7 separate regions of the Mus musculus genome follow, and regions 1, 2, 3, 4, 5 and 6 are each linked to region 7. Evidence: chromatin loops called from intact Hi-C (ENCODE). Cell type or tissue: heart. All regions are shown on one strand. Region 1 has its middle 39 kb from the start of Tmem252. Region 2 has its middle 16 kb from the start of Foxd4. Region 3 has its middle 52 kb from the start of Tmem252. Region 4 holds the start of Fam122a (family with sequence similarity 122, member A). Region 5 has its middle 48 kb from the start of Gm50341. Region 6 has its middle 9.2 kb from the start of Pgm5. Region 7 overlaps Pip5k1b (phosphatidylinositol-4-phosphate 5-kinase, type 1 beta).

Region 1 (4,000 bases), 330 kb before region 7:
AAAATCTCTAGACGGAGCGAGGTGGATTCCGATCACTCGAGCAAAGGCTTCCCTTTACCATACATGATGCATTTGATTTCCGTCTGCTTGCGTGGGAGCCAAGGTACAAATCAACGCTTTTAATGAGTGTTCTTTTCTACACAACTGGCAGCGGGCACACAGCACAGAAGGTGAGAAGGGAAACGTGCGCTCTGCAGAGAGAACCACAAGGTGGAATATATTTAGTTTGTTACATAAAGCAGAATGATTACAGCAACAGTCTTCATTGCTAATTCTGCCCCAGGTTAGAATGCAGGCAGGACTAGGGAGTCCTGTTAGAGAGAAGCAGCAAACTAGTGAGGGAGAAGACTGGAGAGAGGAATCCAGTTGGTTGCTTTCGCTTACAGTTTCTTGGAAATCCTCGAATCCCTGCAGGCTGCAGGCGGCATCCATCCAGCCGGTTAGCTGGGTGGGAGGAAGTGAGAGAGCCACATGCAGACCTCAGCCACCTCTCTTTGCTTTATTGGTTTTGTGTAAAGAGTGAGAGCCAGACTTTTGTTTGTTTGGTTTGGTTTTTTGTTTATTAGCTTTAATTTTTTTGTTTGTGTGTGTGTTTGGTTTTGAGACAGGGTTTCTCTGCGTAGCCCTGGCTGTCCTGGAACTCACAGAGATCTGTCTGCCTCTCCCTCCCAAGGGCTGAGATTAAAGACATGTGCCACCACCACCCAGTAAGAGCCACTTTTTAAAAGTCTGAGATTTTGAACAAATGGTAATATCAGCTATGTACTGTTTAAAAAAGAAAGCAAAGACACACACACACACACACACACACACACACAGAGAGAGAGAGAGAGAGAGAGAGAGAGAGAGAGAGAGAGAGAGCGTGTTTCAGGTGTCCACCTTGCTTAATGGAGTAGAGCTGTTAGGCCAGCATTTAGGGGCTTATGCTCACAAGCTCATGGCCAGGCGGAGGGCCATAGGGAGACCCTGTCTCAAGCAACAATAATGAAATAAACAATAAACACTGAGTTTTTCTTGCTTATTCTTGGTGGTTAGTATTGCCACCAAGTGATGTACCACCTGACATACTCTCTGTCCCTCCTCACAATAATCCCTCAAGGAAACCAGAACTAACTCCATTTTATACCTAAAGAAACTTATGGGTGCCCATCTGCTGTGTGGTCAGAACTCCACAGACTCTAAGTCAGAAATAGACACGCTGGTCTTTGATACTCACTTCCTGTCTGCAAAACCTACCCCACATTGCAGTGATGTTTTAGCAAAACCCAGGCCCAGGTACACGGAGACTGAAGAAAGGGACAGATGCAGGATCTCATAGACTGCAATTTATCGTGGAACTTACGGACAAAAACACATGGCCCTGGATGACAACAAGACTAAGTGGATCCAATTACTTGGGACAAAAGAAGGGTTGGGACGAAAGTGACCTCACCTTAGCTGGAGTGGACCTGGCCTATCTTAAGAGAATATCAAAGAGCTGGGCACATTCTCGGCCCCAGGGTCTGCCTATAAAGACCCACATTCTACTCATGGTTTGGTTGGTTGGTTTTGGTAGATGGCGATGGTGGTGGTGGTTGGTTGCTTTCGCTTACAGTTTCTTGGAAAACTTCAGAGGAAAACTGAATAGTGTTATTTTAGGCAGCTGTGGAGGCAAGATGGCGTCACTCATGTCAAGCTGAGTCCATGGGAGTGTTCTGAGGCCCATAATATCTGCTCTCTGTAGCTGTCTTTCTATCTACAGAAATCACCTGAGAAATGAGACACAACGCTTCTGAAACTAGCTAAGTACCAGCGCATGCCCAACACCGCAGGATAGCTAAATAAGAAAATGTGTTTATTTTTTAAAAGATTCACAAGCTGGACACAGCAGTATGGGTCAATAATTCCAGCCCTCAAATGGCAGACACACGAGGATCACAGATTTGAGGCCATACTGGAATATATAGCAACTTCCAGGCTAGCCTAGCTATAGTGAGATCCTGTTTTAAGAATCAAAAACCCAAACAAACAAAAGACAAGAAATTCAGCCATTTTGAAAGAGCAAAGGAAAAATTTATTTTATTCTGCTTTTAGTAGTCTTTGAAGGAGAAAATACTCTCAAATTATCATAGAGGGGATTCAGTGTTTAGCAGTGGCTCCTGCAGGTCTGTCCTTTTTTGGCTTTGCACTCAGTCAGTCAGGAGGCTTCTTTGTAGCCAATCTGCAAGCTCAGAAATGCAGAAGGCTTCTCCTGCCCTCCAGAAGAGGGCTTCAGAGTCCCCATCCCAAGATTCAACCTGATGAAACACAGCTCGACCACTAGAGGGAGACGGCGAGGTCCTCGTGCTTCTGTGAGATTTCAAGTTTGTATTTGCTTACGAAGATGTCCTGATGCTTTCACCTAAGAGTCGGGCTTTACACTGAGTGCACCGAGCCTGTGGAAATGTGCCCTCCAAACCCAGGATTCTGTCTCATTTGAGTCTATCTGACATCCGCTTACCCAATAAAAAAATCATTATCTCCTGTTCAGGCTCTTCAAAAAACTGTTTGAAAAATAGATTGTCTTTGTGTGCTCAAGTCAGCCACACCTCAAGAAACTTTCAGAATGCAAAATATCTCCTACTGCTTTACTCCTGAGGTAGTGCCAGTCAATATGGAATGTACAGATGGCAGGAACTCTCACCCTGGGCCATAAGAAAGTAGCCCACTCAGTTCCCACACAAGTCACCTCTATCCGTGCCTATTTAATAGAGCTGCCGATGGACTCTGGGGGAGTCAGTGTGCTTCCCCAAGTGTGACTGCAAAGGGCTCTGGTGCTAAAGATAAAGACAATGATGAAATTTATGCTTTGAGTACCTCTTCTGCACACAGCTAAGACTTTTGACTGGATACTGGGTTTTTATAGCAGGGAGGAATTGAAGGAGATTGAAGATAACCCACAACATGAATAATTACCCTGGCAAAAGTGTTACTCACCCAGCCCAGAAATGTCGCTCTACACCTTAGTACGTACCCTCCCTTCACCTGGAACCGCAGCCCAAGGCAACGTGGTACCCACAGATGGCTGGTGATGATGCTGTATTTCAGTGCCGTACAGTCATGTGGATGGTATAGTGGGGGAGGGGGAGCGGGACATGGATGGCACTGGTATCTAGAATGTCTAGAATGATACTAGTTGGACAGTGTAAGTGTAGGGCATAGCTTCGTTCACAGGTCTGGCTGGATAGGAGCGTCTTCATGGTTTGCTATTGGGCCTTTGAATAGAAAGCAGTAGCAGCGTCTTCTGCAACCTTTATCATTGTTCAAGCCAGATTCATAAGCAGTAAGCTCTCATTTCAGGAACTATCATAAAACCTCATGAGAGAAGGACTCTAGACTGACTTTGTAAGCAGACCTTTTCTTTCAATCCTGCTAATGTCCTTCCCACTGCTCAAGACCTATTTTGAAGGCCTCTTTCTTTCCTGATGTGTTTCCTGGTACCCAGGAGGATGTGACCTCTCCCATTGTTTCAATAAGGAGCAATGAAGCCAAATACCCCACCTCTCTTCAGGATACAAATGCTGGGCAGTCCCCTTCTTTACATTGAATGTACATGAGGTATTTATAAGGCCAAGTGATATGGTTCAGCCCTAAATACATAGAACCAACAAAAGTTGCCTCGTGATCCATTGTAAGTCAGACTATCCTTGGGCCCTCTGTCCTTCCCTGTGTGGTCCTGGCCAATGGATATAGAATTTCTATGAGGCAGCTAGAAGACAGTCTAGCAAGTTGATTAAAACCAACCTTCACAGCAAGACTGTCTTCCAGCTGCCCCATGGGACTTCTACATCCATTGGCCAAGGCCACACCTGAGTCCAGAGCCTCACCTGAGGAATCGTCCTGATTACTTGATTGCTATGTGGGTGGCACCTTCTGGTAGCAGCCCAGATAAGAAAGGTGTGGCAGCAGGAAGCTTACTTGCCTTTTGTTCCTTTGGCCTTCCCTCTCCCTGCAGATTTACCCTATCACTGCTTCGGATTCC
Region 2 (4,000 bases), 580 kb before region 7:
CTGGTCATAGCTCACAACTGTTTGTAACTGTAGCTCCTGGGAATACAGCGCCCTCTTCTGGCCTTGGCAAGACCTACACTCACATGCACATACCTCCACCAACCACACACACAAAATCTTTTAAAAAACTCTGTTGAAGTCAGTTAGTGTTTTGGTAATGTCTTCTAGTCTCTATGGTAAGTACTCCTGATGTTCATTTCTTATAAATAAGCAAAGGTGGTGGAAGACAAAGAAACAGACTCAGTTAACAGCTGTCTGACAGCTGTCCTGGCTGTCTTGAGCAAAAGGACTATCAGTCTAACAGCCGGCTGACCTGCCCTTATGCCAGGATCAGCCAGCTGTCTGGAGCACTCCAAAGATGCCTTGAGACAACTATGCCAAGACTTCACGTAGCTCATTGCTCTGGCCCCTGGAGGCATAACATCAGCCAGAGCTGTTTGAAAGCAGACCTTTGCCTATCACAAGCCTCAGGAAACCATTTCTGAAGGGACTCTGGCCAGCTCGAGTGTGGTGAGCATGTCTCTGGCAGGCCTTGCCCTTCTTCCTGATTCTCTCTGCCTTGCTAAGAAACTGTTAGATTACACTCCTAAAGCTGATCAGCCAAGGTCTATCCCCTTGTTTGATCAATTCCTCTTCCCGAGGCTGACCACCAAGGTCCATCTGTCAGAGTACTCAGGCCCAGAAATCAAAAGTCTCCTTTGGCTCACCTAATTAACATTCCCAATTAAATTAAAACACCTCATCCTAACGTGGGGTTTCCCGTCTTACCATTATAAACTGCCATTTGCCTATGGACCATGTCTGTCTCCACTCTATCCAAAGGCAGTCCTTAGTTTCCCTGACAAATACCTCTTCCCCTCTCCCTTGACTCCCTTTTCTGTCCCCTTCCCTCTTCCCATCTCCTTCTCTTTTCTCCTCTATCTCATGCCTTGTCCCTTATCCATGCCCTCTGTCTCTCTGGGACAAATTAATCTCCTTTGTGCCTTGGTCTTGGGGTGTCTTGAGCCAGCTTCCAAGGTTGCTTACAATTTCCACCTTTGCCAGAGTGGGGTGCATCTCCTTGTGGTCTAGCAGAGGCCTGTTGTGTCTGTTGCTGAGGTGAGGCCATGATTGGTGCAAATTATAAGCCTCAATGCGCATGATTGTTGCTAAGAGGCAAGGCTGTAACTGACCCAGACAGTGGGTTGTGACTGGCCTAAACAGCCCTTCTGTGGCTGCAAGAGCAGACTGCTCAGAAGTGAGGTGACAGGAAAGACTGTCCTGTTTTGCCTGAGTTTGCAGGTGTTATAGTGCGAGCTTTTCTTGCTGACATTGTAGCATGCAGAGGCAGCAGAGGCAGCAGAGTGGTGGGCATGTCAGTGTCAGGGGCAGACAGAGTAGAAGGTCAGAGGCAGCTGTAGCTGAGCAATCGGTAGGCCAGGCTGTGAAGGCAGCGAGGCACCTGTCTTCTCAGCTAAGCAGATCTGGAGTGGTCAGGCAGGAAGAAGAGTGACGAAGGAAAGAGATGACAAGGGAGGCTGGAGAGCTAGGGCTGAAGGATAAAAGCCTGTCAGGAGTCAGAGGAGAGCACCTGTAAGCCTTGGTCTCTAAACCAGAGAGTTATCAAGTCCTCAGCGTCAAAGGTCTCAGCGGCCCCAGGTCAAGAGCTGTAACACCAGCTGATGTCAAGGACCGAGAGATCTTGTGGCCAGTACAAGATTGTAACACTAGAGGGCAGCATCCTCACTGTTTCCTGCTGCCTAATGCCCGAGGTCTCTGCATCCAAATACAGAAGAGAAGCCTTTGGTGAGGTTCCACTTGCCTACCATGATTTCCCTCTGGGTAGAGCTAAAGGACTGTCAGCTGGCTAGAGACACCGTGTGACTCAGAAGGTCATATAAAATGCAGGCTGGGTTTGCTGCACCCCTTTATATGTAAAGGAATCTTAGATCCAGAAGGAAGATTGTAGTGACTTAAGGGGCAGGCATATCCACTTCATAAATGTGCCAAAACAACACACCAGAAACTGGGTGGCCGAAAACAACTGCCTCATTATTCACAGCAGCCAGAAATCCAAAGTAAGGTGTTGGGAGCACCGTGCATTCTCGGAAGGCTGCAGGGAAGTCTCTGTTGCGTGTCTTATCTTGGGCTCTCCTGTTGCTTGCCAGGCTAAGCATTCCTCCAGCACTCCGTGCATGACCATCACTCTGTGGGAGCACTGCTCCACGGCTGTTGCTTTGCTTCCATCTCTGCCTCCCTTAAGGGGTTCTCCCTGGGTCTATGTCTGTGTCTCTTTTCTTCTTATGACATAGCAGGCTAAGGGCATATACTTAACTGGTTATATGCATCAACAACTCTGTTTATAAAAAGAGCTTTTTACAAAGTTCTCTGCTCTTCTGCGAATCCATGTGTACTCAACACTATTCATGTGCACAATCAAAACTGCTTAGGTTAGGATGGTAAATGTCACATGTGTGCTTTTATTACAGAAGCCGTCCTCTGGCATGTCCGTGACATATGGTGAGGCCGACCTCAGGGACAGTCAATGTAAAGCATCAACTCTCAGTGACACCCAAGACTTTACCCTTCAGCCAGAGATCAGACCTCTGCTCTGAAATGCTAGGTTCTTTCTGCTCCCCATCTCTCTGCCAGCTTGCTAAGGAGTATTCTAATGCCTCCCAAAGTTAGGTTTGGGAGAGGAGATAACTCACAGAATGACAAAACTATGCTGTTCCCCCTAAGATTGTCATGGATTTAGCACCTAACTCACATCCGGGGGCAGCTCTCAGTTCCAGGGGGGACAGACTCTTTACTGGTCTCTCCCAATACTGGGGGTCTAACTTAAAGCCTCATGCATGCTGGACAAGCCGTGGACAGTGAGTGACACCCTGACCCTACCTACTGTGGCTCTGGCACCTGTGCTCCTGTGGCTGGCACAGTAAAGCTGAGTCTCTCCTTCCTCTCTGGGGTTTCTAGGAAGGAGATCGATTTCTATGAGCAGTGACACTGTTGAAACTGATAAACGATATATACATATACATACATATATATATATATACACACACACACACACACATATATGTGTGTGTGTGTGCATGTGTGTTTGTGTGTGTGTGTAGTGTATGGACAAGGATTATAAAAGACTGAAGAAGCTGCAAAAGAAGAAAGGGTTAAAGGCAGTTTTGGACTTTTGTTTTTTGTTTTGTTTTCCACAAAATGGAAGAGGTTTGAACATGTTTCTATGATGAATAAGTTAAAGAGCCCTAGGGATGGGGAAGCCAAAGATTCCAGACAGAGAGCAAGTAATTGATGGGACCAGCTCCCGAGGGTCTGGGGTCTGAAGTGCAGGAGGATGGATCAATCATGGGCTTGGAAGGGGGGCAGGAGGGAGGCTGTAGGTGCAGATGTGGCTGGGGAGGGGGGGGGGGGAGGAAGTCCTCGGTGCAGCTGGGTGAACCGTGACAACACAGCTCTGGAAATACTGAAGGTGTTCAGCAAGTCAAGAGCCGTTGCTGGTGTGAGCAGCTGCAACAACAGCTTGCGACGCTCGCAGTGCCCCGTGGGTAGAAGATTAGTTAGGGATTCTGACCATGGGAACTGAGATGGGGAGGGCAACCTACTCCTCATGCTGACGGACGGGACTGCGGGGGCACAGGTTCATTGTTAAAACCTGAAAACTGCTCTGGAAGACCAGAGGGAAGCCCCGGTTGGTACCCACCTCTCTCTGGCACTCTAACACCAGGACTTCAGGTACACCCCATCACGCTTTGGTGTGTGGGGCATGCATCTGAGTGTGTGGGTTTGTGCACAATGTATGGAGGCCAGAGGGGGATGTTGATTGTCTTCTTCCATGACTTGACAACCTGAGTTCGCATCCCCAGAACTCAGTGAAAACCCGACTCTGTAGCTCTTAGTTTTTCCTTCCAGTGCCCCCTAAGGAAGTTGGCAAGCTGACACAGGAGACTATCAGGAAGCTCATGGGCCAGTTATCCAGGCTCAGGGCATCATCAAAGAGACTTTA
Region 3 (4,000 bases), 320 kb before region 7:
ATAGGTGTGTGATGGAGCCATGGGATGATGGCAGAACTAGAGACCTGCAGTGATGGGTACGAGAGCACAGGAGTGGAGGACTGGGAGCACAGGAGTGGAGGACTGGGAGCACAGCTGTGGAGGACCGAGAGCGCAAGAGCGCAGCTGCAGTGGACTGGGAAACATGCTGTTTCCGATTAGGGCTGGCAGAGTGGTATGCAGTAGCCTGAATGTGAAGCCCAGCTGCACAGTCACCCTGTCTCTGAGCATCAATAGGATGTCTAAGATGGAGACCATTCACTTTTCTGGATTGGGCTTACTCAGAAAGACTTCCATGGTCCATGCTGTCACTGGAGACCATATTGGTGTCTGTGGTTTGTGCTACTGCTGGAGGCCATTAGTGTTCATGGTCCATGTTACAACCAGAGGACAAATTGTTGTCTGTGGTCTATGCTGCCATCTAAGACGAGGCTGATGTTTGTGGATCTTATTACCACCAGAGAACTCATAGATATCTGTGGATCATGCTGCCATCTGAGGCCATGTTGATGTACACGGTCTGTGCTCCCACTGGAGGCTGTGTAGATGTCCGTTTTCTGTATGGCTGCCTGAGACCGTACTGAAGTATGTGGTCTGTGGAACGCCACTGAAATCTAGGAGGAAGTCCACGATCCTGGCTGCTGTTGGCTGCTGTGGGCAGGAAGCATCTTCTGTAGTGGAATAAATGACTGCAGACTCAGAGTTGAGAAGGAGAGACATTGAAGGGTTCTGTGACAACCCCTTCACCCCCCAAACCCTGACCAAACCAGTCTAGACAGGAAGCCATTGAAGAGACTCCCTAAAAAGTATGATCAAGATGCTTAAGTGTAGCTCTTCAGAGAAGATGGCCTACGGAGGAAGTGAAGAGGGGGGCAGGCTCAGTTATCTTTAAGGGGTTGGCCACTGGGAGCTTGACCAAGCTCCAAGAAGGCAGACCTAGGAGGAGTGGGAAGCAAGGGTGATCATGGTGCAGTGTGTGAAGTTTCTAAATAATCAATAAATATATTATGTTGGGGGAAAAAAGGAAGTTCTTAAATGGAAAGTTGAGACATGTGACAAGACTGTTACAGATGGAGTTTGAAGGGCTGGGGAGATGGCTCTGCTAGTTGAGTGTTGTGCCATGCAAGCATAGAGACCTGCGTTTGGTTCCCAGCACACACATTAAAAAGCCAAGTGCTGTAGGCTCAGTGGTGGGGAGGCGGGGACCTGAGAACCCCTGGTGCTCGCTGGTTGGTCAGTGTAGCTAAACCAACCTGTGGCCTCCACATGCATATGCACAAATACAAACGCATGCGTACAAACGATGAATAATTTAAAAATATTAAATGGAGCTTGACCTTGAGGAAAAGAATAGTTGAAGTTTCATAGTTGCTTTTCTTCATTCAATAATAAGAAAGACCAGCCGGGTGTGGTGGCGCACGCCTTTAATCCTAGCACTTGAGAGGCAGAGGAAGGTGGATTTCTGAGTTCGAGGCCAGCCTGATCTACAAAGTGAGTTCCAGGACAGCCAGGGCTATACAGAGAAACCCTGTCTCGGAAAAAAGAAAGAACATGTGTGTGTGTGTGTGTGTGTGTGTGTGTGTGTGTGTGTGTGTATGGCCTGAATCCATGCATATGGCAAAAAGTAGAGGAAGGTGGCTGGCTTGAATTCAGAATAAATAAAGAAATAATGGCTTAAGGGCACTGCAGCCCTTCCAGAGGATGGGGGCATTTCCCGAGCATGTCCATAATAACTGTAACTCCAGTTCCAGGGGGTCTGACACCTCCTCCTGGCCTCCGTGGGCAGCCGTCACACACATGTGACACAGACATTCATGCAGGCAAAACACCCACACACATTAAAATAAAATAGGGTTTAAATAATAAATACTTAAAACAAATGCCTATTAATTAATTAATTATAAATTAAATTAAATATTATTAAATTAATAATCTATAGATAAATCATATTTATCTTATAAATTTATAATGTATAAATAAACAAAATAAATTAACTTTAAATTAATTAAATCAAAAATATTTCATTAAACTAATAATGAATTATTATTTAAATTTGGATATAAATAATATTTAAAATAAATGAATGATAAATAATAAATATCTAATATTTTATATGTGTAGGTGTTTTGCGTGTGTAGACACATATCTATTATTCTTTTGTTTTTCAAACGTGACCTCTCCCATTCCTCAAGCCTGTTGTGGCGTGGTGGTGCGCCCTCTGGTGGTTCAAGGTTTAAATAGCTCCACCTGCCCCAGTAGTGACTGTTCTGGTAGAAACCAATCTCAATTAAAATAAGAAACCTCAATTTGGAGGTGTGTCCTGGATATGCCAAGTCAGGGTGATTTCCAGGAATTTTTAAGGTATTTCTGGTTTGCATGAGCGTGTGTGATTTGCATATATGTTTTCAAGGACATATTCTAGCCACCTGTGCCTTGGGTTGATCTGTGTGGCTTGAAATAAAGCCGGTTAGAGGAGACAGTGTGAAGTGGACAAAATGGGTTTCTGGCAAGCGGCCCGTCCTGTTTTTGTGCTAAAACACCAACCAAAGGTAACTAGTAAAACCTAGTTAGTAACCTAGTTAGTAAAACCAACCAAAGTTGCTAGTTAGAGTCAGGAAAGGAAGAAGTTAAGGGTGCGTCTTATTTTTTTTTTTTTTTTATTTATTTATTTATTTTTTGGCCCTGGCATCTGGGTACACAATGGTATTGTTCACTGATTTGAATTCTACAGCAGGCAAGGGTTTGTGGGAGCTGTGAAGAGTCCAGTTTATGATATGCTTGTCCTAAACCAGTGGTCCTCCACCTTCCTAATGCTGTGACCCTTTAATACAGTTCCTCACGTTATGCGTGACTTCTAACCATAAAACTATTTTTGTTGCTACTTCATAACTGTAAGGTTTCTGCTGTAGGAATCATAATGTAAATATCCGTGCTTTCTGGTGGTCTCAGGTGACCCTGAGAAAGGGTCATTCGACCCACAGGTTGAAACCTGCTGTTGAGATGACTGTGTGGAGAAGTCAGCCTGTGAGCTCGCTGAGTCTCCGTCTGAAGTTCTTTCTGCTGCAGTGTGGATGTTTGTCCTCCACACGGATCTTAAACTTGCGGATGGCAGAGAGTGGGTGCTGGCAGGGACCTTTAGTCATGGCTGCGCTGTTCTGGCCTAAATGGTTTGGCTGGGGCATCTCTTTTGATGATGGTATATAAGGAATAATGCATGAAAGAAATCCAGTATTCCCCTTCCAGAAAGCATCCCCACACCATGCTAATGTTATTCTTGATGCATCAATGCAAGGGCTCTCGATGCATGCTAAGCCAGATGTTTTCCTTTTTTTTTAACAATCTAGTCATTGTGTGTCTTCTCCAGAATCACTTCTTATAACACAAAGGGAAGGTTTAGAATGAAGAAGGCAAAATGGCAGGCACCATTAGTATCTGCTACAGACTATTTACTGGGGGCCAGGGGATTCCCTCGGACTCCGAGTAAAGAGCTCAACTCAAAATCAGTTAATGTCCCCACTAACGGGGCTCAGTGGCAGGGGTTGCTCCTTAGGTGCTATACCAATGAGGACACAATTTGTACATATTAGAACCTTATCAGGAGTGAACACTAAACAACCCCCCAGCCAGGAAAATGCTAGCAACATGCTAGCTTACGTGCTTTGAACATAACATCTTCAAAGGCACGAGCGGGACACCAGAAGTAGATAATGAAGCCTATTGCTGGAGACACTGCATGCTTTAAATGAGATCACAGAAATGGAGCTGAGGCTGAAAGTCCCCTATTGGCAAGTTTCCATACTGCTGGACAGTACTATGTAGGCTGCTGGGAGGGGAAAGTCAGCAGTAATCTCTCTCAGCTATGGGCCCTGTCTTAGTTAGGGTTTTACTGCTGTGAACAGACACCATGACCAAGGCAACTCTTATAAAGGACATTTAACTGGGGCTGGCTTACAGGTTCACAGGTTCAGTCCATTATTGTCAA
Region 4 (4,000 bases), 180 kb before region 7:
CTCCCCGCCTCCCTATTTCTTTGAACACCGAAATTTAACCTATTGGCAAATCTCATCCCAGATGACATCAGTGGATCCCCTTCTCCCCATTCCCTACTGTTACAACCCTACCCCAGTATTCTGCTCTCTGTAGCAGCTTTCTACTCTATCTTCTGGCCTCCACTCTTGCCTCTGGCCCCCTTTCAGCTCATTCCATGGTGTTTAAAGCAAAAACCATGCTGAGTGTGGCACGATATGCCCTTAGCCCTACTTCCTTTGGGAGTGAGGTGAATCACTAGAGCCCAGAAGTTTGAGATTAGCCTGAGCAATGACTTAGTGAGACTCCATCTCAAACCATAACAGATAAAGCCCAAGCCTATTATTCCCCTGCCTAATACTGCTCAGGGACTTATAATCATAGGACTGGGCGCTCAGTCCGTTGACCTCTCAGGTCACCTGTCTCCTTCTTGATTTTTCTTTCCTTGTTCTTCCCCAGACGGGTGGGTATGTTGGCCCTTCGCATTGGTTGGAACACTCGGCCCTGCCCCCACCTCCCACAGTCCACAGGATTTGTCATTTACAACTGAACTCTGCCCAACTGCCCCTCAAGGGCTATATATAGGTAGTGCTTGACCACACCGTCCCACTTCTACCTCCAGCCATACCACCAAAAGTCCCCTATTTTCTCATCCCCCACTCCCACCCAGTAGAAACTGAATGTCCTCACACAAGTCCATTTCCTAGCACAGTACCTGGTACATAGTAAGTAGGTATGCCCGAATAGGAGACTTGACTGAATAAATGAACACATACAACTTCCCTGTTAATGAGATACAAAGTTTTGTATTAATTACATAAGCTAAAAATCTGTTGATCTATGAATGTGTCTTTTTTTTTTCTTTCATTGGATTCCCACACCAAGTGAACATTAGTATGTGCACGGTTAACGGCAGAAATATGACAACTTTTTTAAAAAAGATGTCACAAAGCTTCTTCCTCCCAACCGCCTTAAGTCTACTATTCTCTCTTGGCCCTCCCCGATTCTGTCCTAGTGTAAATCAACCTCCTCTTTGGCCTTTTCCCTGTAGGTTCTAATCCCATGTCTTCTTCCTCAGACCTCAGCCAAAGGCTGCTCCTGTACCCTAATATGCTTCCTTGAGAACGCCCGGGAGTTCATTGTTCTCAAAAAAAGCCCAGAACTTGCTCTTGTCCACCATCAGGCTAACAACCCTGTCCTCCTGGTTCCTGTCTGTCACCTAGCTGGGTAGCAGTGGCTCCCTGCTTCCAGTCCAGTTTTACAAAGCGCCGCCGTGGCCTCCTTCAGACTTCCCTCTGGGAAGCCCACCAGGCCGGGCCAAGCTCAATCATGAAGCCCCACATCACCAAGGGCCTATCTTTCTGAGCTCACACTTGCTTCATAAGCACATACACTTCTCAATGCCCCGGCCTCCGTAACCTGCCTTCCCGCGAGCCCGCGCCCAGTGACTATTTGCGGAAGAAACGAACACTGGAGTCGCCCAACCACTGCTCGCCCCCTGCCCCCGCCGCGGCGCCGCAGCCATGACGCACTAAGCTGGCGCCGCGAGAACGGGCGTGCCAGGGCGCCTGCGCGAAGGGGCACGCCTGCGCAGAGGCGCGAACCCGCTGACAGATTCTCGAAGGCGGCGGCGGCGGCGGCGGCCTTGGGCCGCGGGGAATGGGAGTCCCAGGGCCCTGACTGAGCACCGCCCCCGCCTCCCGGCCGCGCCATGGCTCAGGAGAAGATGGAGCTGGACCTGGAGTTGCCCGCGGGCGCGAGCCCGGCGGAGGGCGGCGGCCCTGGCGGCGGGGGCCTGCGGAGGTCTAACAGCGCCCCCCTGATCCACGGCCTCAGCGACTCGTCGCCGGTGTTCCAGGCCGAGGCGCCCAGCGCCAGACGGAACAGCACGACGTTCCCGAGCCGCCACGGCCTGCTGCTCCCGGCCTCGCCGGTCCGAATGCACAGCAGCCGCCTGCACCAGATCAAACAGGAGGAGGGCATGGACCTGATCAACCGAGAGACCGTTCACGAGCGCGAGGTGCAGACCGCAATGCAGATAAGCCACTCCTGGGAGGAAAGTTTCAGCCTGAGTGACAACGACGTGGAGAAATCCGCCTCCCCGAAGCGCATCGATTTCATTCCGGTGTCTCCGGCACCGTCCCCGACCCGGGGAATTGGGAAGCAGTGTTTCTCACCGTCCTTGCAAAGTTTTGTGAGTAGCAACGGACTGCCTCCAAGTCCCATTCCCAGCCCAACCACCCGATTTACCACCCGGAGAAGCCAGAGTCCCATCAACTGCATTAGACCAAGTGTTCTTGGACCATTGAAAAGAAAATGTGAAATGGAAACTGATTATCAGCCAAAGAGATTTTTCCAGGGCATCACCAACATGCTGTCTTCTGACGTTGCACAGCTGTCAGACCCCGGTGTGTGCGTATCTTCCGATACCCTGGATGGAAACAGCAGCAGTGCCGGATCTTCCTGTAACTCACCAGCGAAAGTCAGCACTACCACCGACTCTCCTGTGTCGCCCGCCCAAGCAGCCTCCCCCTTTATTCCAGTAGATGAACTTTCCTCAAAGTGACTCACTCATCTTGAATCCCCCTCCCCCAATGGAGAGACAAAAAAACAAAAACAAACAAAAAAAAAAAGAAAGAAAAAAATCAAGTTAGAGCAAGCACTGAACTTTGTCGATTACGTTAAAGCCGTTTCCTATTTGACTCTTCCCTCTTTTTGGAAATTCCTGAAATGTTATTCTAGAGAATTTCTATGTCAGGTTCCTGGGGATGCCCTTGAATTCAGTGTAGTAATATTTTCGGACTTTTTATCAATAAGTGTGTTGAAGCATACATTTTACGCTGCTAATATGTCTAAATACATATGTTATCCCTTGATTTTTTAAATAATTGAGAGCTCTATTTATTTATGGGATTATTAAGTTCTGATGAAAATATAAATGTTGAATTTCAGTTTAGTAAACTGATGTTTTAAAATTCCATAGTTCATGGCACACTAATTTTTGGTGTTTTCAATGGTTGCTATTTTACATCTACTGAAGAATTTACCTACTTACAGCTTTAAAAAGAATGTTAGTCATATCAGTCCATTGGTTGTCTAGTTTACCCAGGAGCCCTTGGTATTTAATGTCCTAGGCAGAAAGGTGGATGGGAGGGAAAAACGACAAAAGGAGAAATAGCACTTGCAGCAAATGTTTTAAAATTCAGTATATAAAGTAAATATTTACGGACATTTTCTAACACTTTTCATAGTAACTCTGGTAAATCACACTAATACAAGTACAGAAATGACAAGTTTCTTTGTGAAAACATTTTTAACCAGAAAGTGCATTCTTTTGGGTATAGTCCTAAACAAGCAGGGGGACGGTGCCTTGTAGTCTTAGCTCACATGGAGACAGGTGAAGGCAAGGCTCTTGCTGCCATCTCAGATTTAACACTTGTGAAATGTAAATGTGTGAGAAGCACCGTTGAGTGTTGGAGAATACCCAGACAGACGATACTCTCTCAATCCTTGATAGACTTGAAGCTATCCAGTCACGTCTCCATTCTTAAAATTCTTGCCAATGAGAAGCCAGAGCAGCTCGTGGCTGCTTTTTTTGCTCTGCCCATCTGTCACCTTCATCTTTTTCCCTTGCTCAGGAAGGAAGCAGTTGTTTCCTTGCCAACAGGTACTTCCCATTTCCCACCAAGCTAGGGCGTGGCTAGATAAAGGTACCTCTGACTTGGGTTTCTAACAGCGTGATACATCTCTGTAGTTGGAGTTATATTAACAGCATTGGAAATGTCAGTTAATTAAAGACCGATGATGATCAGTGGACAGTCACATCCATAAATCATCACTTAGGTTTTCTCTCTTTTTTTTTTTGCCAGGGGGTGGGGGTGGGGAAGTTTCCGAGACAGGGTTTCTCTGTATAGCCCTGGCTGTCCTGGAAATCATTCTGTAGACCAGGCTGGCCTCGGACTCAGAAATCCACCTGCCTCTACC
Region 5 (4,000 bases), 300 kb before region 7:
CAATCCATATTAACCTCTGGCTATCACAGTGGGCTGGTTGGCTCACTTGGTGAACCAGCAAGGAGACACCTGTTTGTTGCCTCTTATGATGTTACATTAGGTCCCTAATGGGCTTCTTTCTAAGAGTCTTTTTTTTTCTATATTTTATAGAGTATGTGAAGCTGATAACATGAAGAAATAACAAAAAAATGAACAGCAGAGCAGCCAGCAATAGGTTGCAAACACAGTGGAATGACCAGCTGCCTGCTAGTTGGAGAAGATGCAGAGCTGAGTGGTCTTCAGGGCAGATTGCAATGCTGCTAGCTGCACTGACAGCCACCAAGGAAGAGCCATGGGATAGGTGGCCAACAGCAGCAGTAGTGAAGGCAGAGAAGCTGCCTCCCAAAGGGTGGTGACTGTGACAGTGACCACAGAGACAAGAGGCGGCTTCAAAACTCAAAAGTATAGCCAGAGTAGCAATGAAAGGAACAACACAGCAGGACTGGATGGGAGGGTAGACTGCTGAGGATGAGGGAAGGTAGGCTAAACTGGAAAGTTCTGGTTTCTTTGGAGACTCAGTTAAGTTATAATGATGTTTTTGCTAAAGCAGACACAGGTGAAAGGATGTTTTGCTATAGCAGACACATGAAAGAACGAATGATGGCTAGAAAGAATATAAATATGACCCCACAGACGGTGTGAGCTCGAGCGTTGGTTCGCTTTGCTCTGCCTCCCTAGTCTTCACTGAAGACACACATGTATTGATCCACTTTACACTGTGTTGCTGTGCTTCACTTGTGGTGACTTCATAAAGAGAAACTCCCCAAAGAACTTCTCGTGGGGTTCCTGTGGCTTCTGTCACTTCTGTGGACTCAGGTGGTTAGCAAGCTTTGCGGTTTCTTCTGGATTGAACTGCTCTTGCCGATTCAGGTGTGGTGTCTGCCGAGTGGACTGGGCTGCAGCTGCTGATTCGTGTTTGGTGTTTGCAAGTGGACGGGACTGAAAACAACAAAGACTGGAATCACTCCAAAGAACTGTTTTTAAACAGGTCCACTTTCCCTGTATCCTAATAACCTTTCTTTTCTATTACCTCTGGTAGGTGGTGAGCTAGAGGAGAAGTTGAATCTGTATTAAATTAGGGTGTGAAAAATATATGCCTACAGTAGACACATGGGAAGAACCAGGATGCTATTTACTTTTGTTGTTGCTGTAATCTGCACAGTTGACAAGAAGCAAATCAGGTGAGAAAAGTTTCTTTCCGGGATCAGTGCAGTATAGCAGGGGAAGAGTGGGGGAAGATGGCACCTGATGGCCAGAGAGTATGACTGGGATGCCTCAACTCACATGTCTGGGGAACAGCAAGCAGAGAGAGAGATAGATGCTAGTGTTCAGTTCAAATTCCTTTTCTTCTTATTCCACACAGTGCTACTCATATACATGGTGAATCCTTTCCCCCTCGGTTAATTCTCTGAACTGACCTCGCTGGTAAACGCAGAGGTATTCCTTGATTTCCTGGGTGATTAGTAACCCAGTCAAGTAGGCAATGAGATTAATCATTTCAGGTAGATAAGAAGAACTGCAGGCTCTGGTCACTAGAAGAGTCTCAGAGAGCTGTCGAATCCATAGGGCCAAGGGTCTCACATATCCCAGACTTAAGAACTGTAGCTGCTGTCAAAAGTTGAAGAATCCTAATGCCAGGTTCTTCCAGAGGTGGAGGAATCCCAATTTTATAAGCCTATAAAAGAGCTGGGCCATTTGTGAAGCTAGGGTCTTGCGACCTGAAGCCTGTGTGAGATCTTTGGCACTAGATGGTGCTGCCTGCTGCCCGTCCCACATGCCTGCTGACACCATTCCCTGTGATCAAAGTCCAAGGACATAAAGGTGCCAGAGGCCAGGCTAGTGGAGAGATTGCCTCTGCCTCCCCACAACTTCTATCAGGGTAGAACAAAAGGCCCCGACGTGCTGACCAGCAGGCTCACACACACTGTTTCCAAAAGCTAGATTCAGAGAAAGGAGCTGGACATAGAATATGGTAGGTGAGGGAGAGCATCAGTTTGTCAGTGGGATGGGTCATTCCTGTCCTGTCCCCAGACTTATCCCACGTGACTCCTCTGCCTCCCTCTTGAGTCCTGAAGAAAGGTCTGAAACATTGCTTTTTTTGTTTGTTTGTTTGTTTGGTTGGTTGGTTTTGGTTTTTTGTTTTGTTTTGTTTTTTGTTTTTCGAGACAGGGTTTCTCTGTATAGCCCTGGCTGTCCTGGAACTCACTTTGTAGACCAGGCTGGCCTCGAACTCAGAAATCCGCCTGCCTCTGCTTCCCAAGTGCTGGGACTGAAGGCATGCACCACCACCGCCCGGCTGAAACATTGCTTTTTAATAACGAGAAAAGACACCTTTGGAGCTTTAAGATGAATGGAAAGTATGGGGTTATATTACATTGTTACAGCTCTGCACAATCTCTCTCATGCTATCACTTTTTCTCACACTCTGCCCCTCCTCTCCCTTTCAACTCTTATCACAGGCCTCATTCTTCAAAGGCCGGCTCATGTACCATCAGACTCTTCCTGTCTTCCCTTTCTCTGGGTGCAGAAGAATTTTTTTATTCTTAAATGTAATTGATTTACATTTCAAAAGAGCTCAATCTTCACTATAATGATCATGTACTGCTCACACACACACACACACACACACACACACATAGGGTTTGACATTGTCATGAACCCAGAAGGCTCTGCATAGCTAAGGACTATGTGTGAGTCCTTGCTGAGAACTGGGCCAACTGTATCATTTGTGAAACACCCACCTGCTAGTGAAGGCCAAACCAAGAAGCTGGCAGAAAAGATGTCTTGATATCCGCTGTATTTTATAACTAGGGGACGAGATGACAGAGGTTAGCAGTGTGAGTGTGGAGGGGTGTGGTGGCAGCCTTAAAAGAGACAATGAGAGTCGGCCTTGGGGAAGAGCCTGCCATATCCTAGGAGCTCAGGTACTCTATATAGATAGTCTCAGAGATGAGAAATGGCAAAGCGAAGTACACATCCCTGGTATGGGGCTATTGTCGAGTTATTTTAAGGTATTTATGGTGGGTACTTGGTTTATGATTGACACTCTCCTGCCTGTGCCAATTGATATGCAAGACAGAGGAAGAGAATTGGGACTGAAGAAAATGGAAGGAACATGCTTCTAGGCCTGGGAAAAAAACTCTAGAGTCAGGGCTTCCATTGGCATTTCCTCCCTGAGACACAGGCTAACAGAGTTTCAGGTGGTGACCCTAAAAGGCATCTCATTGCTGAAGACTCTGTTAAGAGGATAGTAATGAGGCCTCTGAGCGATGGTGGGTGGTGTCACGGACCCTATGCCAACAGCCTACATCTGAGGTGGCTCTGGGGTAAACAGGTGGGCATAGTTGATATCAGAGAGGCAGAACGCAGGCTGGAGAGATGGCTCAGCCATTAAAGGCTGGGCTCACAACCAAAAATATAAGAGAGGCAGAACTCTGTCTCACAGCATCTTGTGAGCTAGTGGACAGGACCATGGAATAATTCTAGTTAACTTTGGCTTGGGGTGGGCCCAGAGGGTCAGTTCTCCTGGAAATGAATTTTGGTTTCAGTGGTGGCAGATTCCAGTAGAAATCTCAAGCACCAAATTACAGCTCCTGTCCTCTTTGTTTTTAGGGGAGGGTGTCAGAAAGGGCAACAAGGGGATCCACTGGAAAGGCCCCTATTCCAAATTCAACCTGTATTCTGTGTAAATACGATTGGAACACAGAGTTGCCACTTGACAATGAAGTATCAGACCGACCGCACCGTATGTGTCCCTGTGGTTGAGGTGGTTACAGTACTGCGTTGTGCTTGGCTGGACCTTAGACGTGGTCATCAACCTTGCCTGAGTGAAGATGAAAGATGGACCTCGTTCAAGAAAGCGATAAGGTACAAATGCTAATAACAATGCGAGCCAGTCCTGAAGGTTCCATGCATGCTTGCTTTGCCAGGACCTGGACTTTGATGTATCTCAGTGTCCTTA
Region 6 (4,000 bases), 570 kb before region 7:
GGCCTTTCCTTCAGTTTCTGCTCCAAACTTTTTCTCAGTATCTCCTACCATGGGTATTTTTTATCCCCCTTCTAAGAAGGACCGAAGTATCCACTCTTTGATCTTCCTTCTTCTTGAGCTTCATGTGGCCTATGAATTGTATCTGTGAATTTTGAATTTGAGAAGGGGTGTGCTATGGTTTGGGTAAGCGTCCCTGTAGTCCCTAGGGCTAAAGGCTTGAGTATAGGCACCAACCTTAGGGTAGGAATTGGTAGGCGGAGGCTAGCTCAGTGAGGGTAAGTTCTAGAGGGGATCAGGGACCTTCCCCTTTCCTGTTTCTTAGTTTTCCACCATGACATGGACAGGCCTTCTCTGCCACATGCTCCCACCATGACAGGCTGGCTTATCACTAGACCAAAGCAATAAGGCCAAGAGAACATGGGTAAAACTTCTAGCCCTGTGAACCAAAATAAGCATTCTGTCATGTTGGTTACCTTAGACAACTAGTGATGTCTGAAGAGCTGACAGACACAGGCTGTCTGGTAGACACAGGTGGGAAGGGTGTAGGGCCACTGGCAGTGTAGCTAGGCTCTGAATCCCAAGACCACTATTCATGACACAAAATGAACAATAAAACGTATTGGAATTTAGCAAGAATGCACGTTCTTCTCTTTGATTTGAGTTATGAAAAAAGCTCCTCCAAGGCAAATCGAAGCCAGAGTCAGTCGCAGTTGCATTTCAACAAGGATCCCATTAAAGGAAGGACTTAAACTTCTGCCTTTCATATAGCAAAGGACTAATATTTCTATTGTTAACTGTGGGGTCCAGGAGTTGAAAGGCGATAGTGACTGAATCTTCCCCACTTTGGCTGGCTTAGAGTCAGGGCCTGGGACGGACAGGTGGCTTAAAGGAACCGCTCCTGGGCAAGGCTGCCATCTGCAGAGAGGGTGGAGATCTGTTTTATGTTAACCTTAAAGGGGAGAGGGAGGGGGAGGTGGAGGTAGAGGTGGAGGTGGAGGGGGAGAGAGGGAGAGGGAGAGGGAGAGGGAGAGGGAGAGGGAGAGGGAGAGGGAGAGGGAGAACAAAGAGAAGATGGGGAGGCCAGAGGTCAGTGCTGCTCCCTGTGGGAAAGATTCTGCAGTAGTCATGTGTGCCTTTAAGGGCAAAGTTTCTTTGTAATATGTCCCTTTTAATCAGAAGACTCTGAAAATAAACTAGTTATGAATCAAAAAGGCAGCTCCTAAAGTCTGGGCTTGTTTTGAGTTTTGTGGGGTGCCTTGATTGCAAAGAAGCAATGCTTCATTTCTTGCTCCAGATATAAGGCAGGATTCCCTAGGCTATCATTTCAGATGTCAGGAACCTTGAATGGAACAAACAAACAAACAAACTTTTCTCTACACAGGGTTTCTCCCCATTGTTTAGTAGAGCCTGGTCTAATATTTCCTCCTTAATATATCCTAGAATCCGTGTTTCTCTCAAGTGATGACAAACCAATCATACAGCCTTCCTGTCACTGTTGTCACAGGAAGATCTGCAGATCTTCGCGGACACGCGTCTGCTGCATTTCTTGGCTCCTCCTTTAGGTGGCGCTGTTTGACCATTTTCTCCACTGGTGCCTCAGTACTTGGGACCACATTCAGAAGAGGAGATTGACCCCCGTTGTTGATAAAACCCCACTTTCCCTTTCACAGGATGCTCTCTTTGCACGGAGTACAGCCAGCCGGTGCTCTTTCTGCATTGCAAGCCCGAGACATCTCTCTGTTGCAATAAAAATAAAGACTTCTGAATGACGTACTGCTGCCTGCTCTGTCGTTGCTCTGTCTGAGTCGCCGGGCAGCGGTGGCAGCCTTTAAAAACATAAGTGGATGGATGGTAAAGTGGGATGGGGTGGGGTGATGCGAGGAGATCTGCAAGTCACAGAATGTGGACTGATCGTTGCCATATAAAATAAGCTTGAAGAAGTAGCCTGAAACTGTGCAGGAAAACAGAAAAAGGAGAATTTGCTGTGGGGAGTTATCGGGAGAGGTCATTGTGGGCTGTTCCATGCACAATAACCATAGACTGCTTTTTAAATGTGTGTGTGTGTGTGTGTGTGTGTGTGTGTGTGCTTGCACAGTTCCATGCAGTTGTTCATATTTTCTTTTACAGTCAGAAAGTTGATTTATCTTCTCTTCTTATGGACTTCCTCCTAAAGTTGGAAGCCCCTTGAAAGCTCCCCTCCCCCGTTTATTTATTTATTTACTATTAACAACCATCTTTTGATTCTAGAGTATTAAAGGACAGTTGAACTTTGGGACTCTGGCTCTGGGTGGGGTTGGCAATGGAAGTACAGCATTTCTCAGGAGCTCACTGCTTGGGGACTTCACTCTTGACATTGTGATTCCTGCCCGGCATGGTGGCAGGTGTTGGCTGTTGTAGCCCTTGGAAAGCTAAAACAGAATTGATAGCCTAAGCTATAGTGACACCCAGTCTCAAACAGGACAACACAAAACTGACCCAAGTGTTAGCTTTTTACTTTTGCACTGTTTATTTCAAAGCAGTAGGCAACTTTGGGCTTGTTGTTAATTGTCTTTCATAGAAGATCAAGCTAAGGGGACAATGTAACTGACAAACTTGCTTCACCCACCCCTGGTGCCAGCGGCCAGCATCCCATGGCACTAGTAATGGGGTTGTACTGATTTGGCACCTACTGAGAGCATATTTGACCCATTATCTTTTCAGAATAAGATGCAATATCTCTTGTGTGGAATGATCTGGAAGGGGCCTGGTGCGCTCAGTTTCCTTCCAACACACGTTTGGTGAGATGAATTAGCCGTTTAAATCAGGAGATTCAGCAATTAGAGTCCATTTTTTTTTAACCCCAGAGAAGAGGAAGATATTTGCAGCTGTTTCAGAGAACGCTAAATCAGAGGCTGGTGGAACGTCGCTCTCCCTGAAGGCTTCCATTCCTCGGCAAGCAATCTGTGGGTTGCACATTGAACTGTGGGAGCATGAAGTGCTTGCTTCCGGGAAGACCTGGTGCCTCAGATGTTAGCCATTAGGTCCCAGATGTGAGATTTTTCAAGTTAAACCGAAGCAGCTCTGGTAGGAAGGCCCCTGTCTGATTATCCGTGCCTTCTGTCTCTGGATAGTCATCTCAGAAAAGCCAGATTTCGGCAGAAAAGTTGTTGTTGTTGAACATCGTGCAGCTGAAATCCTTTAAGAATAATAGAAAACACGGGGTAGGACTGGGTACATCGTGCACTTCAACACGATGTAGAGGCCACGGGCTTCCTAATAATAAGCCAAGATAAACAAAAATCCTCACGTGTGTTGAAAATATTACCTTCTCTTGTTAGATAGAGAGCTGAGCCCAGCCATATATCCTCTCCAGTGGTGACAGATTTTTCTGATTATGATTATAATATCAAAGTCATTAGTCTTACCTTTGGCTCAGGAACAGATATCGCTAATCATCAGTGCTTTCCAAGGTAAGGCCTCACTATCCTGGAGGCTTTCCCTCTACCCTGTCATTTTTTCTCCCCTCCTTTGAGTATAAATATCCTGTTGGCTCTCCAGATGGGCTCCAGGGAATGACACAGCATGTTTAGACATAGGTATGGTTTGGCTTGTAATTCCTGTGTGAACTATATACAAGTTTTCACTCCTCTGGATTCCCCTGGCCTCTGGGATGTTCATATCCAACAGTTGAGTACCATTACAGTAACCTGTAATGTTACTGAATTATTTAGTCAGTGGTGGTGTGGTGTGTGTGTGTGTGTGTGTGTGTGTGTGTGTAGAATGTCTAGAATTTCCTCTGTGTTTTCTTTATGGAACAAAATCATGCCACCCCTGGTTCTGGAGAGAAGGAGGCTCTGAGAGCACTGGCTGCTCTTCTAGAGAACTGCAGCTCAGTTCCCAGCATCCACTTTGTGGTTCACAACCCTCTTTAAGGATAGTCCTAGAGGGAGCTGATGCCTTTTTCTGGCTTCCTAGTGCACTGCACGAATGTGGTGCACAGGCATACATGTATGCAAATAAA
Region 7 (4,000 bases):
GTCTCTTGTGAGGCTTTTCCCTTGAAGATTCGATGTTTCCTTCTTAGTAGTGATATCCTAACCCACTTTGTGGTCAACTGATCCAAACTAAGTATTTAATTTATATCCCTGTGAAATATGCAGACTTACACCACATTGATTTGTGTGTATTGGGTAACCTGAGATTTCCTTTTAGGGATCCACCCAAAGTTGTGCCTTTGGGCTTACAGAGGCCTTGTGACTTTTCTCTGTAACTTGAACTGGAATTTAAAAGGATGGTTGACCTCTGAGGAGAGATAACAGTTTCATCATTCAGTATTCAGGCATTTAATTCAGGTCCTACCAATGTTTCGCCCAACACTGCTTTCCAGAGGTCCTTCACCTTCACACTGTACACCCCTCGGCTTCCTGGCTCATTTGCAAATATTCAAATCCAAGGGAGATGGTTTTTTAAGATGGCTTTATCCAGTGTGACCAAAGATGTTTCCTGTTGAATGCTGAGCTGATGAGCCACAGATTGGGGTATTGAAAAGCAAACAACAGAACTGAGTGGGCCGCACTGATGGGAAATGCGAGCTTCTGCCGTTCTCCTAGCGGGATGGTCGCGTGGATATCAGCCCCCGATGCTGCCTGTCACCCTGGGATGCTAAGGCAGCCTGCCTGGGGAGGGGAACCAACAAAAAGCCATTCCCACTGGGAAATGGAGTGGGAGAGAGTGCCCTTTCGTGGCTCCCAGGGAACGGGTTGTCAGTGAGAGGTGAAGGAATTGCATTCTTATTAACAGAGAAATCTAAAGGATGGCTGCCACCCAACAGCGACTTCTCTCCTTCTGTTACTCAATCCCATTGCCTTTACACTGGCCACATTAGCATCCTCTCAATAACACGCCCTTTATCTGTGAAAGTGCTTCTGCAAAATGGCTGTTTGAAGTGCAAAAATAACTGCATGTAAGGAAAAGAAACAGTTAAACCCCACCCCACCCCCAATTCTCTGCCATACTAGTATTGGAGATTAGTGTGCTGACCTACTGTCAGCCCTTGGACAGCTTGATTATTCGGTGTGTTTGGGGTTGTTAATGCTACCCTTTGATCATGGGAAGAAGGGTGGCAAAGAAGTGAGCGTGGTTGAATAAACAGCTGCCACGCCATGGTGTGGGAGGAAAGCCTGAGAAAATACCAAGACAAACGCTCAACAAATTAGGTCACAGGGGTCTTAGAAAACTCAAAGCAGGGGCTTTGGCAAAAAGAAGCTGAGTTTCTGAACTTGAATCCTTAGGCTTGGAGGTGAATGATGCCTCCCCGGCCACACCGCATCAGTAAGGGTCTCTAATCTTTACCTGCTTAAGCCAGTACCGGCTGCCCCAGGGGGTGTTGATTGGAAACTCTGGCATTCCCACTGCCTCTCCCGAGGGAGCTGGATTCCCAGGTCTAGGTTACTCCAGGTCTAGGGGATCTAGTGCCCTCTTCTGGCCTCTCCAGGCACCAAACATGCACAGATACACATGCAGACAAATACGTATGCATATAAAATAATAAAATAAAATTTAAAAATATAAACAAAGCTGACCAAGTCTGACAGTACATGAGAAGGGGTCCAGGGGAGGAGCCTGAAGGCCTGGCTTTCCTTTGTTTGTTGGCCTGTATTACTCTCCTGCTGTAAGAAATTATCACAAACTGTGTGGCTTAAGCAACAGAAATGTGTCACCTCCTAGAGGCCCTGGGTCTGAACACAACATACCCACAGTGCCTTGCTCCCAGAGCGGATGTGAGGACAGATCGCTACCTGTGCTTGCAACCTCTCTGGGCTTCATATGTTTACTGGTAGTCGGAATCACTTTTCCTCTGATTCTGAAAGCAAGCCCCTATGATTGACAGCCACAAACTCACTGATCGGTGTCCCTCCTTTCCACAAACCCTCTGCTGCCACCTACTGGTGAAAAGGCAGCTCTGCCCATGGGTCTGGGGGAGTGACTGAAGGCTCTATTGAAACCTAATGAAGAGTGAGTATGGGGCTCAATAACCTGTTTCCTCTTGGTGCACTTGACCACATTCTTCCAGCATAATGCATCTCAGCTCATCAGGTAGCAGAGTCTTTGGGCATCAAAGGCATCTCATACCACAGGCCTAGCATCTGCCGTCTCAGGTTGGCCTGGAGGCTGCAGTTAGAATCGTGCAAAACAGAGAGGAGAGAGGCTCATCTCTCAGACTCCAGCATGCGCTTCTCACCCACTTTAGTCTCTGGGAAAGCCTCCTCTTGACCCTTTAATCCAGCATAGAAAATGCCACTTCTGCAGTTGAGACAGCAAGGGTAACACTTGATCTTAGCCAAAAGGCCGAGAAGCGTCAGCAAGTGTAACATAGTAGCAACAAACACCCAGTGCTCCAGGCCTCCCTTATGCTGTCTGTGACCTATCCTGCTTAGGGGAGTAGGATTAAATATAATAAAATGAAAATATGGATAATTTAAAGACAAGAGTATTCTTTAAATCCGTGGGGCTCCTGGCCACTGTTTCTTTTTGCTAGAGCTGTCACAGCCAAGCACTAGGATAAGTCACTTTAGAGTGTAGGAAGGTCTTCTTTCGTGTCTCTATAGACTGGGAGTTAGTTCACAGTCAGGTGTCAGTGGGGTCCCTAGCTCCATTTCCAGAGAATCTGTGTAGGCCTCTCTACTTGGCTTACAGATAACTGTCTACTCCCTGGGTCTACACAATGTCTACTCTGTGTGTGTCTGTGTGGTCCAAACTCCCTGTGTCTAGAACAGTAGTTCTCAACCTTCCTAATACCATGACCCTTTAATACAATTCATATTGTGGTGATGTCCCAACAAATAAAATTATTTTCATTGCTACTTCATAACTGTAATTTTGCTACTGTTATGAATTATAATGTAAACATCTGTGGGTTTTTTTTTGATGGTCTTAGGCAACACCTGTGAAAGGGTCATTTGTGCCCCACCCCCACCCAAAGGGTCACAACCCGCTGATTAAGAACCATTGCTCGGGCTGGTGAGATGGCTCAGTGGGTTAGAGCACCCGACTGCTCTTCCGAAGGTCCAGAGTTCAAATCCCAGCAACCACATGGTGGCTCACAACCATCCGTAACAAGATCTGACCCCCTCTTCTGGAGTGTCTGAAGACAGCTACAATGTACTTACATATAATAAATAAATAAATAAATTAAAAAAAAAAAAGAACCATTGCTCTAGTAGGACACTCGTCCTGATGAAATAGGACCTAATCTACCATCTCATTTAAACAGATCTCCTCTGTAAAGACCCTGTCTCCAAACAAGGCCATACTCTGGGTGAATGACAGTTAGGGGCCTCCACCTTAGAGGGACATGGGTTAGCCCATGACAACCATCGTGTACTCCAGTAGAAAGCAGCACTACCTCTCCGTACTTCCACAGACAGGGCCTGGTGAGCCTTCGGCTTCACAATGTCCTTAGCTCTAGTGTGGCTGGGGATAGCCCTTCATGCTGATGACAAAGCAGCCAGGAACCAAAGCCTGGGCTCTTTGTCAAATGATATCAGCACTGGATTCAGTTCCCCATCTCCCAAGTACAGCAGAAGCTGAGGTCAATCAATCAATCAATAAACCAGACTCCTGGAGCTGCAGGTCGGTGTGCTCTGAGGTGCTCATGGAGCCACGGAGATTGGCAGCAGGCTCAGTTGAGTACCAGAAGTTCCCCTGTAGAATAATCAAGATGCATGAATCATTGATGTCCTCCATCACCTCCCCGCCCTCTGGAAAGAAATTAATGTTAAAATATTACTGCTGCACTAACAGTTTTGAAATGAGAGACCTTGACCTCAGTCTTTTCCCTGACATCTACCTGCTGCAGCAACAGGGCTCTTTGATGGAGCACAGGAGATTGGCAGGAGACCAGATAAACCACAAGTTTTGACCAACATTCAAAAATCCAGTCAGTGACATTCCACCAGATTAGACCCAGATAGATGTCTTCACCCAAAGTGTTCAAATCCTTCAAGAACAGCTACAGTCCCATCTTCTACACCAAAG

Evidence for each region. A loop is a pair of places that touch in the nucleus more often than their neighbours do. Peaks named below come from ENCODE experiments on the same cell type or tissue, not always from the same donor. Only the 100,000 strongest peaks of a DNase experiment are listed, where the experiment ranks them.
Region 1: a loop joins it to region 7, with 4 times the contacts of the local background. A loop is called at or near these places in 17 of 42 quality-filtered maps.
Region 2: it touches region 7 in a loop (4-fold over the local background); 30 of 42 quality-filtered maps call a loop at or near these places.
Region 3: it touches region 7 in a loop (3-fold over the local background); 26 of 42 quality-filtered maps call a loop at or near these places.
Region 4: it touches region 7 in a loop (4-fold over the local background); 15 of 42 quality-filtered maps call a loop at or near these places.
Region 5: it touches region 7 in a loop (7-fold over the local background); 13 of 42 quality-filtered maps call a loop at or near these places.
Region 6: a loop joins it to region 7, with 5 times the contacts of the local background. A loop is called at or near these places in 37 of 42 quality-filtered maps.

What each region holds. Positions count from the first base shown.
Region 1 is chr19:24,633,061-24,637,060 of GRCm38, reverse strand. No RefSeq gene overlaps it. Among named protein-coding and RNA genes, the nearest start is that of Tmem252, 39 kb to the left of the region's middle. In heart, no CTCF peak of the experiment used is centred here; a DNase peak (open chromatin) is centred at 2,270.
Region 2 is chr19:24,883,421-24,887,420 of GRCm38, reverse strand. No RefSeq gene overlaps it. Among named protein-coding and RNA genes, the nearest start is that of Foxd4, 16 kb to the left of the region's middle. In heart, a CTCF peak has its summit at 1,705 (motif pointing right); no DNase peak of the experiment used is centred here; H3K4me3 peaks cover 238 bases; H3K27me3 peaks cover 1,955 bases.
Region 3 is chr19:24,620,260-24,624,259 of GRCm38, reverse strand. No RefSeq gene overlaps it. Among named protein-coding and RNA genes, the nearest start is that of Tmem252, 52 kb to the left of the region's middle. In heart, a CTCF peak has its summit at 2,246 (motif pointing left); a DNase peak (open chromatin) is centred at 2,239.
Region 4 is chr19:24,475,084-24,479,083 of GRCm38, reverse strand. All of the region lies in intron 1 of Pip5k1b (phosphatidylinositol-4-phosphate 5-kinase, type 1 beta), which reads left to right. Fam122a (family with sequence similarity 122, member A) reads left to right here and starts at 1,610. Exons shown (of 1, transcript NM_026520.3): 1 at 1,610-3,305. The coding sequence starts at 1,728. The coding sequence ends at 2,582. In heart, CTCF peaks have their summits at 1,610 and 1,820 (motif pointing right); a DNase peak (open chromatin) is centred at 1,633; H3K4me3 peaks cover 3,279 bases; H3K27ac peaks cover 2,013 bases.
Region 5 is chr19:24,602,112-24,606,111 of GRCm38, reverse strand. No RefSeq gene overlaps it. Among named protein-coding and RNA genes, the nearest start is that of Gm50341, 48 kb to the right of the region's middle. In heart, a CTCF peak has its summit at 1,774 (motif pointing right); no DNase peak of the experiment used is centred here; H3K27ac peaks cover 306 bases.
Region 6 is chr19:24,869,048-24,873,047 of GRCm38, reverse strand. No RefSeq gene overlaps it. Among named protein-coding and RNA genes, the nearest start is that of Pgm5, 9.2 kb to the right of the region's middle. In heart, a CTCF peak has its summit at 1,549; no DNase peak of the experiment used is centred here; H3K4me3 peaks cover 527 bases; H3K27ac peaks cover 219 bases; H3K27me3 peaks cover 1,119 bases.
Region 7 is chr19:24,298,994-24,302,993 of GRCm38, reverse strand. All of the region lies in intron 14 of Pip5k1b (phosphatidylinositol-4-phosphate 5-kinase, type 1 beta), which reads left to right. Among named protein-coding and RNA genes, the nearest start is that of Fxn, 20 kb to the right of the region's middle. In heart, CTCF peaks have their summits at 1,434 (motif pointing left), 1,717 and 1,918 (motif pointing left); a DNase peak (open chromatin) is centred at 1,893; H3K4me3 peaks cover 752 bases; H3K27ac peaks cover 1,175 bases.